Regions from separate parts of the Mus musculus genome. Here region 1 is linked to region 2. The links are chromatin loops, found by intact Hi-C in ENCODE. Cell type or tissue: heart. All regions are shown on one strand. Each heading gives the region's core, and the rest is flanking DNA. Links, peaks and the distances in the headings are about the cores only. Region 1 overlaps Mttp (microsomal triglyceride transfer protein). Region 2 holds the start of 1110002E22Rik (RIKEN cDNA 1110002E22 gene).

Region 1 (5,376 bases), core at 112-5,111, 57 kb after region 2:
AAGTGAAATTTGACTATCCAACTTAAGTCAACTTAAGTCAACGTCTCTAAAACAATACTTAATCTTAAAAGCAGTTATAATTTTCTGTGGAATTTCAGTATGCAAAAATGCTTAGAAATGATTTGATATACCTGTTGACAAATAAGATGTTGGTTGACTTATTTATTGACCTGCTCATTTAATTTGTAGTACTGGGGCTTGAACTGGGCCTTGTACTTGCTCAACAGGCTCTCAACTACTGACACACATCTCTAGCTCCTTTTATATTTTATTTTATTATTGCTTGGGAGATATATGTGTATTATCTATGCATGTGTGGTAAATGCGCATTATATGACTGAGTGCACACATCCATATGCATACATGTAGGCCAGAGGAGACATAGGTTTCTATCTCCCCCCATCACTTTCTGACTTATTCCCTTGAGACAGGTTCTCTCGCTGAACTTGCAGCTCACCAACTGGGTCAACAGAGCTGGTCTGTGAACTCCCAGAATTTACTTGTCTCTTCCTGTTGCACTGGTTACTGGCACAGTAGTAGCCACAACCATCTTTTATAAAAATGGTGGATTTCATTAAGTCACCAGACTGTCTTAAAGTTACTCTATGACCCAGGCAGACCTTTGCTTAAAACTGGGCCTTAGCCCCCAAGTAGCTGAGATTACAGCGAGTGCCTGCCTCTCCCCTTCACCCAATGCTGACTTCTTAGCATTAAGTACCTCGTTGGTAGTTCCAGAGCTTAGCTGCATCTGGAATAAGCTAGCCAAGCCTCTCTTGAGATTTTCTATGCCCACTGGCTCGTTTTCATAGGAGTAGAACTCCTTGACCTAAAGGGAAGAAGAAAAATATAAATGAAGTCATTGGACCTTGTTTATCAGATTCAGTTAAATGCGAGGCTGGAGAAGCCTGGTTCTCACACCCACTGATTACGTGAGAGATTATTCTGTTAGTGCAAAGCTGTGATTTCTTTCTTGTAAAAGGAAGCAGTTTCAGTTTCTAGGAAGTGAGATCATCAGGAAATGGAACTTAGGAGGCGAAAATAAAGGTCCTGAGCATGAAGGTCACCGTGGAAAGGGAGAGCCCAGGGTTTCTGTAAAAACCAGAGCTGTGGAGGGGAGCAAAGCTGGGCCATCATTTTCCTTCACAGCACACACGTTTCACCTGCTAGAAACAAAAGCTGAATAAACAAATAAAAAAAAAAACAACAACAACAAAAGTGAAAGAAATGCTCTTAGAAGAGAACGAGAATCACCACAAATGGCAGTTTGCATTTCTGAAATGGTGTGACGTCATGGCGTAGGCCATGACGAGGCGCTGGAGTTTGCTCATGAACAGCTGTGATACCCATGAACAAGCGGCAGAGCACCAACGTGATTCCCGAGCAGTGACGCTGCCTCGGGTAGCAGAATGGCAGAGGCTGCAGCGCTGGAGAGGCTGCTTCTACTGCACAGCCCAGCTACTGCAGAAGGCTCTCATCAGAACGTATAGGGAGGGGGTTGAAAGGAGTGTGATTTGGCAGGAATAGGAAGTGACTCGGCTCTGTTTTATATCCTTCTCACTTACTGACCCTATATCTTTTATCATTTTAATGAGTTGGTTCATCTATAAGAAACAGCACGGAAATCATAGAGAAGTTTTTAGAGGGCAGCCCATTACTTTCACCTACTGACTTCAAACACACCCTATGGTTCAGACATGGAGGACAGATATGTCTTCCCTGTGAAAATACCTACAAAAGCGGTGGCAGAACATTCCTGCCCCGCCGATCCACTTCTCAGAAAACAAAACAAAAACAAACAAATAAACAACAACAACAAAATGAGAATTTCCAACAGCTCAGGAGTACAATGAATTTAATTAATATCAATGTTGAATAATTCAGCCTAAACATTCCTCATGTCTTAGGAGGCAATATTGTGTCTGAATTAACCACATGAGCGCGTCAAATCTCTATTTTTACTTCCTAGACATACTCCGCCTAGTGACAGGTTTGCTGGATACTGTATCTGTGATCAGTTTTAGTCACTCCACTGCGTCACCCTCAAGGGTAAGGATAGTGTTGTCTGTGCTGGTTAAAGGGGACCTGTGCCAGTGACTTCACTGTCTGAAAATCCCGGGATCATATTCTCATACAATCCACTGGCTGTCTCTCAGCTGCAAGCTGGCTTTCTGATGCTCCGTGCTATGGGATTTCCTTCCCATATGATTTCCAGTGCATATGCTTGGATATCTCTGGGCATCATGGCTACACAAGGCTTATAAGTAGAGTTCTCAGACCCAGGAAAGTCGGACGTGCTTGGACGGTGGCCATGGTATGTGTCGATGGAGGGTGATATTTTGGTCCAAGTCTGAAATGCTTCCGAAGCCATTAGCTGGGGAAGCTAACACTCTGTCTTCATTCGCTCCCATTTCCCTAGCCTACAAAGAGCTCTTAGAGTTCTGGCCGTGCTGCAGGAGACTCCGGCCTTGCACTCAGTCTACAAATGAGGTCGCGTGCTCATCTATCATTGGTCACCTCTGCGACGTCCATCTTGCTGTCTTGATAAGATGACGATGCAGTGTTATTTTTTTCCAAGTAAATAATCCAAAAAGCATGAACCCTTCATAGAAAAAAAATTAATTTTTTTTCTATTGGTATCTATTGTTTTCCTAGAACTAGTAAAGTGAACTAGCCTTTTCTTTTTTCTTTTTTTTTCCTTTGTACAGCTGCCATATTTCAGAAGCTAAAATTGTTCATTCTTCAGAACAGACCAATCTCATCCAAAGTGAAGATACCATTCTTATGCATATTTGTCAGACATCGAAATTAATCAACAATTGATAACATGAATAAGTTGGAACTTTGAAGTTTGACCCATGTGACTGTCACAGCAGTAATCTTAAATTCACTATCTCACAAGAGGAACCGAGTATGCTTTATGGTGTTCGGGCCATAAAGCTGATAACTTCATTTAGTTCTGAAATGAGTTCTAAATGTCCAGGTGCTAAGACTTCCGATCAGAATCCACGGTCACTAGAGTTTCCAGAGAACAGTACACTAAGTTTGCCACACAGGAACTCAGCGTGAGGCGAGGCAGACTGCCAGGAAGGAAACCCCAGGCATCAGGTGGTCAAGCTGGGGGCCATTTTTTCTTTGGAACTATATTTACCCTTAGGAAGAAGTTGCCCCTCTTAAATGGATATGACAACAGAAGGCAAATTTATATCCACTGCCTAAACAACAGAAATAAATTGAATCGATCCTGAGAAACGGAGTCACCATCCTATCTGTGATATTTAGCTAAGGCAAAGCACAGTTAAGAAGTGCTGTCAGAGTAAATAGACATAGGGGAAGAACCCGGAAGCTTCCAAGGTGGTGTGGACAACCACCACACTCAGGCCCTGCAAAGGGGCTGCTAAGCCTGAGGTAAACAGAGATCCACCCCAGGAAACAGCACACAGCAAGAGGCAGACTTAATTTCATCAGTACAGACAAGCGAAACCAAGGGCGGAATCCGAAAGCTATCTGGTTGGCTGGATTAGCATTTCAGGCCCAGAGTGAATCTGTGCTATGAGCACAGGCACCGTTCACCCTTCAGTGTCAAGGAAAGGAAGAGGGAACTGCCATACTCCCAGCTTAGTTTATTCCATGTAGACGAAAATCAGGTCAGGCCCATGCACTTATGTATGAGCAATGAGGGACTGTCAGAAAAAGAAAATATAGAATGAATATGTATCTAAGTTACTTTGTTAGGTTCGTTCATGATGTAAATATGAGAGCTTTGAATGCGGAGAGGAGAAAGGAGGGCTCTGGAAGGAAAAAAAAAAGATTTTCTTGAAATCCCAAGAATTTTGAGTAGAATTTAATTTTGGCTTAGGGTAGAAATGTCCTCTAAGAAAATTGTCCATCAGCACTTTCTCTGCTTTCTCAGTTTCTCTCCTCATAATCTGAAACGACAGTGACCTTTCTAACAGCGATGGGACTGGAACTTCCCTTTGGCTCCTTCTTAGTCTACAGGGTAGAGCCTTTCCAAGCCCTTTATTGCACAGCTAAGAGATATAGAATGATGTACTTTAACCTGTGGCTACAGCAGGTCATCACAGACCTCAGCTCCCACTGACCTGGTACACTGGTGTCACCAAAATAGTGATGTGGCAGCTTCTTCCAGCCTTTGATCACTGAGGGCATCCAGTTCTTGTGTGTGTGTGTGTGTGTGTGTGTGTGTGTGTGTGTGTGTGTGTGTGTGTGTGTGTAAAACAAGACTTTGTACTCAGCTTCTGGCAAAGGCACTGTAAAGTGATAGGTTGTGGTTAAGATAATAAATGCAATTAATATTTAATGGACTCAAGAAGCTTGCCACCTTGGAGGTCCCGAGAAGGAAAGGACTGTGTGGTGTGTTAATAAAGTGGAGCCATATGCAAATCAAGTGAGTGAATTCATACAGTGAAAAATGACATAAGGAAACTTCCAAGTCAGCCCAGGGGGGCTTGCAATGTGAGGACGGGGTAACATAGAAAGAAGCGAGGGCGTAGACTTTGCTCCGAGTGCTGACTTCATGACCTGCCACTTCTGCGCCCTTTGGAAATTTCCTTAACTCCTCAGAACTCTCCGTCCTCCTCGGTCACAGGAGGATGAATGAACACAGCAGCAGCCTCCTGTGTCTCTGACTAGCCCAGGAGAAAATGTTGGTAGCATCTTCAGGCAGAGCCCACTGCGAGCACAGAGGTCTCCTTCCTTATCACTAACGAATCACAAGCCAAGACTGGCTTATTTAGTCTCACATCAACTTAGGTGTTCACCACTTTCCATTCATTAAATTTTCTCCATAAGCAGTTAGTTGCTGTATGCACTGAGAGAATGATGTAATTGCCGCTCGTGAGAAACTGGTTGCTGCCTCATGGGAGAATTAGACTGCACTGTGACACGCATCAAAAGAAATACTCCCAAAAGCTGGTGGGCTTTGGGGGATGTGAGGAAAGCTTATGGACAAACCAGTCTGCACAAGGTACTTTGGGGAAGGGGAAGAAAGCCATAGGGCAGGGAATGGAGTGGCTGAACTATAAACAGGATTGGGTGTTTCCCTGCTGAAAGCTAAAAATTAGCAATGAATATAGTATAGATGGCTGAAAGAAAAATGGGAAGAACCAAGGAAGGGATCCGGGGTACCAAGAGTGATGCGGAGTCAAATGCTTGCCTCCTGCTGACTAAGAGGGTGTGAGCATCCCAAAAGGAGGAAGGATGCGCAAGCAAAGTTTGAATCTATAGGAAGATTCTGAGTAGTGGGGAAAAACAAAGGTGCTCCGAGAGACCGGGGTTCACATTTTACGTGATGCTGGCACATGCCTGCCCCGGACTCCTTCTCTCAGGGCTCCATAACAAAAAAAATTGCATCCTGTT
Region 2 (5,376 bases), core at 180-5,179:
CCCCCCCCCCCATACACCTCATAGACTTGTACTCAATTAACTACTTAAGGTTGGTTGGGTCCACCTCACACCCAATTTTAACCAGGGCTGCAGCATTTGATTATTGGGAAAAATGGTGAAAAGCCCTACAGAGGCACAAGCTTTTACTTAGCCTCGCTTTTTTTTTTCAGTCCATAAAGTGGAAACAATAACTACTTTTTAGTCATATGATTATGGAGGGCTTATTTCAATAACCACGTACCTTTTAGTACATTAAATAGTATGATAGGGCACCTTCTTTCAGATGCCAACTTTCACATGTCCATCCCTAGGCTTGGAAAGGTGCTAGCCACGTCCTAGGTCTTAGGCAGTGGTCCCCAGAAAAGCCTTCTTCACATAAGTGTGTGCTGAGAGCGATACACATCTTTATGGAAAGACCTTCAACTCAATATAAAGCACCACTGTCTCTTCCCTGCTGTGCCCCAGACAAACTAAGAATGTTTGTGGTTGGCCAAGGGTTTGGCATTGACTCTGAGGTTAAGTTTAACCTAATACATCTCTTCGTTTCCAGTCTAAGGTTTGCCTTCTGTGAACGGTTTCTTCTCTTGAATAGCACACTTAGTTATCTTATTATGCCAGATTTGGAGACCCAAAATATAAGCATGACCTTTAATCAGCTGGTGGGTGGTCTGGCCTTCGTTCTTCACTTCTTAAGTCATGTTAAGGTTTTACATACACTGAACTATCTCAGAAACCCTTCAAGGAAAGCTAAGAGACTTTCTCCTCAGAGAGAAATGTAACAACGCTGAGTCACTTCCTTTGTTGCTCCTGGAGTTCCCATATAAAGTTATCAACAGGGCATACCTTGCCTGTCTAACCACGCGTGCCTGCTCACCATGGGTTAATACTGGCAATATTAGTCACATCAATTGCTCAACACCTGAGGTCAGGCAGGCAACCACTGAGTTCATCTGTAAAAAAGTGATCAGAGTCATCTGTAAGAATAAAAGGCACGGTGGCTACCCACCTGTAAGAATGAAGGACACGGTAGCTACCCATGACTCCAAGCTACTCCACTAGATCTCAGACCACCCCTTTTCATGGTACCATAAACTAACCCAGAACTCTGAAAAACACCAGAAGGGAAACCGTGTGGAGTCCTTAATTGTCTTCTTTACCCTAAAGTTGGCTGCTGTTTTTCTATTTATACATTTCTTTTCTTTTAATAGTCAGCCCTACTATGGTGTTTCAGCTTATTTGATTTTAAACCACAAAGGGAATTTTTGGTTTGACTTAAAAAAAAAAAAACCTTTTGGAAATTGACTTTATATGAAGGAACCCCCACTACCACCATATCGACACTGGCATTGTTTAGCTGGAAATCCTTGAAGGAGCCACACACCTATTCTGAAGGTAAGAACCCACGTTAGAACCGAACCAGGCTGTGTCTGATTGTGGGGGAGGGGGTTGGGGGGAGGTGGGGAGCTTGGCCAGGGCTGGGTTCTCAGAGAGGGGAGACCTCAGGAGGTTTTGCGGAACTTTGGGTATTAAGAAATTATGGTGACCAGTTGTAGTCTGGGACCTTTAATCCTAGCACTGGGGGAGGCCGAGGCAGGTGGATATCTGAGTTCGAGGCCAGCCTTGAAAACACAGAAAGAAAGGAAGAAAGAAAGAAAGAAAGAAAGAAAGAAAGAAAGGAAGGAAGGAAGGAAGGAAGAGAGAGGGAGAGAGAGAGAGAGAGAGAAAGGAAGGAAGGAAGGAAGGAAGGAAGAAAGGAAGGAAGACAGGGAGAAAGCAAGCAAGAAAAGGAAAGGAAAGGAAAGGAAAGGAAGAAAGAAGAAGGGGAAGAGGGAGAGAGAGAGAGAGAGAGAGGGAGAGAGAGAGAGAGAACATTACCATATACCCTGTGTGTCAGAACTTTCAGTTTTATATTTTGCTAACCACAGGAAGAAACTCAAGAAAAAAAATCTGTTGTGTTGCGATGACAGACAGGGCCATATGACAGCGCTAGAGTGATTCTTCCTTGGACTATACAGAAACTCTCGCCTCTTGATTAGCCAGGAAGCACATGTGTCTCACACTGTCTTGGACTATCTCCAGGGCTTTCTTACTGCCCAAGGCATGGTCAGCCTCAAAGAAAAGTAAAAATGGCGAGCTCAAAAGTCTGCTTGCCTGAGAGAAGGGGACTATATTTAATCCATTTTATTAACAGAATCGTGTTCCTTAGCCCCCCAAGTCCATAAAGTGTTCTCGGGTTGAATATCTGAAATAAAAACAAACAAACAAACCTCAACCAGTTACATAGATTATTTGTGGTCATGCAGATTTGATAGTTGACGGGGTAACAACTCTGAATGGTTTTGTGGGGACCCACCTTGACTGTGGGGACCCACCTTGATTGCCTATCGTAACCGTAAAGGTCTCCAGCTGGACTGCCTAGGTTTGAATCATGCCCTACCTCTGTGTCTCAGGTTCCCCGTCTATAAAATCAGTATAGTAATTGTACTTAATTCATGTGGTTCTTACCAGAATTCAATCATTAATATGTGCGTAAATGTTAAAAATGTTCCTAGTTAGTTGTACTTACTAATTAAGAAACTAAGATTTGGAAGGTATTTCTTTTTCTTTCCCATGACCCTGAGTTATGGCTTAATAACCATTGCTTTATTCCAGATGTTTTCAGTCTCTTCTGGGCACGTTTTAGTGGCAGTAGAGAGGGCAGAGGGCTTGTCCTAGGGAGAATGGTGGGGTTGGGATGCCTACAGGGAGAGAAGGTAGACGCTGCAGTTGTCAGGGGTGACTACTTCTCACTTACGCACATGCCTACTCAGAGGAAGGAACCCTTTTCAGCGTGGGGATGGCATTCATGTCAAAAGGGGATGGTTGGCGGTGTTATTTTCCTTTCCACAAATGTGGATGTTTAAAATAGGGCTTTATCCAATCGGCATAGGTGACACACAGACTATGTATAGAGGTGGACTTGGGCCTGGCAGATGATGAGGGCCAGGTCTCACCAAAACCTAGTCGTGGTTTTCCATGGACCATGCCCGGGGAATCGCCCCAAAGGTTGCTAGCACTGACCCCTCTGTTGCCTTGGCAAATCTGCCTGTCCAGATCTTGACTTGTTTGGAATGAATCTATCTCAGAGCGGGTGAACTGGGATTTTGGCCGTATTTTCAGGGGCATGCCAGAGGCTCACATTTCCTCTCTGAACCTCCCTCCAAGCCGCACTGTACTCAGGGAGGGTAAGCATATTCCTTGTTCTTTCCTGCGTTTTGACTCTCTGCCCTGCAGAGCTGGCGTGCAGCCAGGGGAACCCAATCGCTGAGCTGTAGCTAAGGCTATATTTAACATGACTTATTGTCTTGTAGTGCGTTTACAAGTTTAGGAACGGTTTTGAGCTTGAGTAGTCACTGTAGGGATTTGAAGTATTGTCCATATTGTCTTTCTGTATTCCTTCAGAATGCCTGTAGCTTAAATTTATTTAAGGAGCTTTTAGGTCTCGGGAAATTCCCCCTTTAAGCTTTGAGTAAACACAGCAAGGATTTTAGAAGAGGTTTGGTTTTTTTGTTGTTGTTGTTGGGTTTTTTTTTTTGTTTGTTTGTTTTCTGTTTTTTTTGTTTGTTTTTTGTTTTCCCAATTTGAAACAAATAGGTTATGTTTCACAGAGTATAAGTCTGGCCAAAGGGAAGGATGACGAAATATTCTTGTCCTGTGAAAGCTTCTATGACCATCCCTCATCTGATTTTGCTCTCCAAAGAGGGAAAGACAATGCAAATGAGGCAACTATAAAATTACCATATGCACAAGTGGGACTTGAAATATTTCTGGAGTTTCCTTAATGGATTTGAAGTACCGTGAAAAAATTTGAATTTTGAACAAGGAGAGAAAATTCATTTAATCAGAGGCTGGGGAAAGATGGCAGCCAGCGAAGGGTAATTGTGCGCTTGCTAGACGCCTCTAAAACAGATTACAATGAACATTTGGCTGATTTGAATCAGAAGCCACATTCCTCCCCCACCCCGCCTCCTCTCCGCATCTCTTCTTTTTACCCTCAAGTGTAGTTTCGATATGACTAGGGAATGGACACTAAAAATATTTCTGGAATGACGTGACCCTCTATCTCCCCATCCAGGAGAGCGACAAAGCTGTACAAGGGACAGCACATGCTTTCCGTTCATTTCTGGCAGACCCCTGTCCGACCTACAGATGCTGCTTCGTCGCTGGCTAATGGCATTCAGACCCCCACCCACCGACGCTGTCAGACAAGCAACTGGACTGGACAGCTCAGCAGCAGGACACTGGCCACAATCGCGGCCAGAGCCGCAGCCCCCTGGCTACAGACCACCTCTGCTGCCTCTTTTGGGAGCCCTCCCACCTCCCTCTGGCTTGCCGAGGCCCCACCACAGGGGCTGAAGAACTGGGCGGTGGTGGCAACTGTGGCAGTGGTACCTACAGCCTTGGGGCCAGCCCAAGCACGTGGGAACCTGTTTCAGGCCACTCTGTGGCCCCTCCGGGACCAGAGGGGGACCCAGGACAGCCCCAGCGCTCACCACTGCCTCATCTTGTCTCTGAAACCTGGACAAGGGCTCAGAATGGAAGGCGGTACGTCTGACATGAACTCACAGACCAGCCTGACGCCTGCGGAGGACCCGGTGAGCCGACCACAAGACAGCCCGGAGCCCAGGCAGCAGCTGCGGCCACTACCTGAGCCGTCAGCCTCTACCCTGCCTGAAGCCAAGTATGTGGAGACGTGTGCTTCAGCTGGACTCCGAAGGGAGAGTCCCCAGACCCTGAAACTGCCACCAGAACAGCAGGCCTCCAGGAGTCCAAAGACAAAAGCCCAGGATGAACCCAGCGGCCATGCCCCTGAGGCTCCAGCTCCGGGGGAGAGTCCTGCTTCCTCCCAGTGCCTCCCCTCCCAGGCTTGTGAGAACGACTTCTCGTCTTCCTCCTCCTCCTCCTCCTCCCTGGTGGACAGTGCAGAAGACAATGGCCTTTCCAAAATGGACGATCCCACCAAGTTACTGGGGGTCCTGGCCACCTCCTCTTCATCCTTAGGCTTTGAGAGTGATCCCGAAACGAGCTGCCGACAACACAGAGAAGAAGCAGGAGACCGGGCAGGAGCGGGGGAGGACAAAAGAGGAGGGGTCGATGATGGAATAGCGTCCTGCAAGGACATTATTGCTAAGTCCCACAGCAAGAGGGGTCCCCTGAGAAACGAGGATGCACACTACATCACCACCCATGAGATCCAGCTGACTGAGGTAGAGCAGGGTATGGATTTCGACGTGGGGCTGGCTTCTCGCTGGGACTTCGAGGACAACAACGTGATCTATTCATTCGTGGACTACGCTTCCTTTGGTGGCAGTGATGAGACCCCAGGAGACATCACCA

Evidence for each region. Peaks named below come from ENCODE experiments on the same cell type or tissue, not always from the same donor. Only the 100,000 strongest peaks of a DNase experiment are listed, where the experiment ranks them.
Region 1: a loop joins it to region 2, with 2.2 times the contacts of the local background. A loop is called at or near these places in 3 of 42 quality-filtered maps.

What each region holds. Positions count from the first base shown.
Region 1 is chr3:138,117,595-138,122,970 of GRCm38, forward strand. It overlaps Mttp (microsomal triglyceride transfer protein), which reads right to left. Exons shown (of 18, transcript NM_008642.3): 4 at 719-826. Among named protein-coding and RNA genes, the nearest start is that of Mttp, 11 kb to the right of the region's middle. In heart, for the core only: a CTCF peak has its summit at 1,989; no DNase peak of the experiment used is centred there; H3K27ac peaks cover 1,900 bases.
Region 2 is chr3:138,060,907-138,066,282 of GRCm38, forward strand. It overlaps 1110002E22Rik (RIKEN cDNA 1110002E22 gene), which reads left to right and starts at 1,336. Exons shown (of 3, transcript NM_001370862.1): 1 at 1,336-1,392; 2 at 4,115-5,376. The coding sequence starts at 4,146. The region is part of intron 1 of Gm5105 (predicted gene 5105); the gene reads right to left. In heart, for the core only: no CTCF peak of the experiment used is centred there; a DNase peak (open chromatin) is centred at 3,265; H3K4me3 peaks cover 1,264 bases; H3K27ac peaks cover 2,727 bases.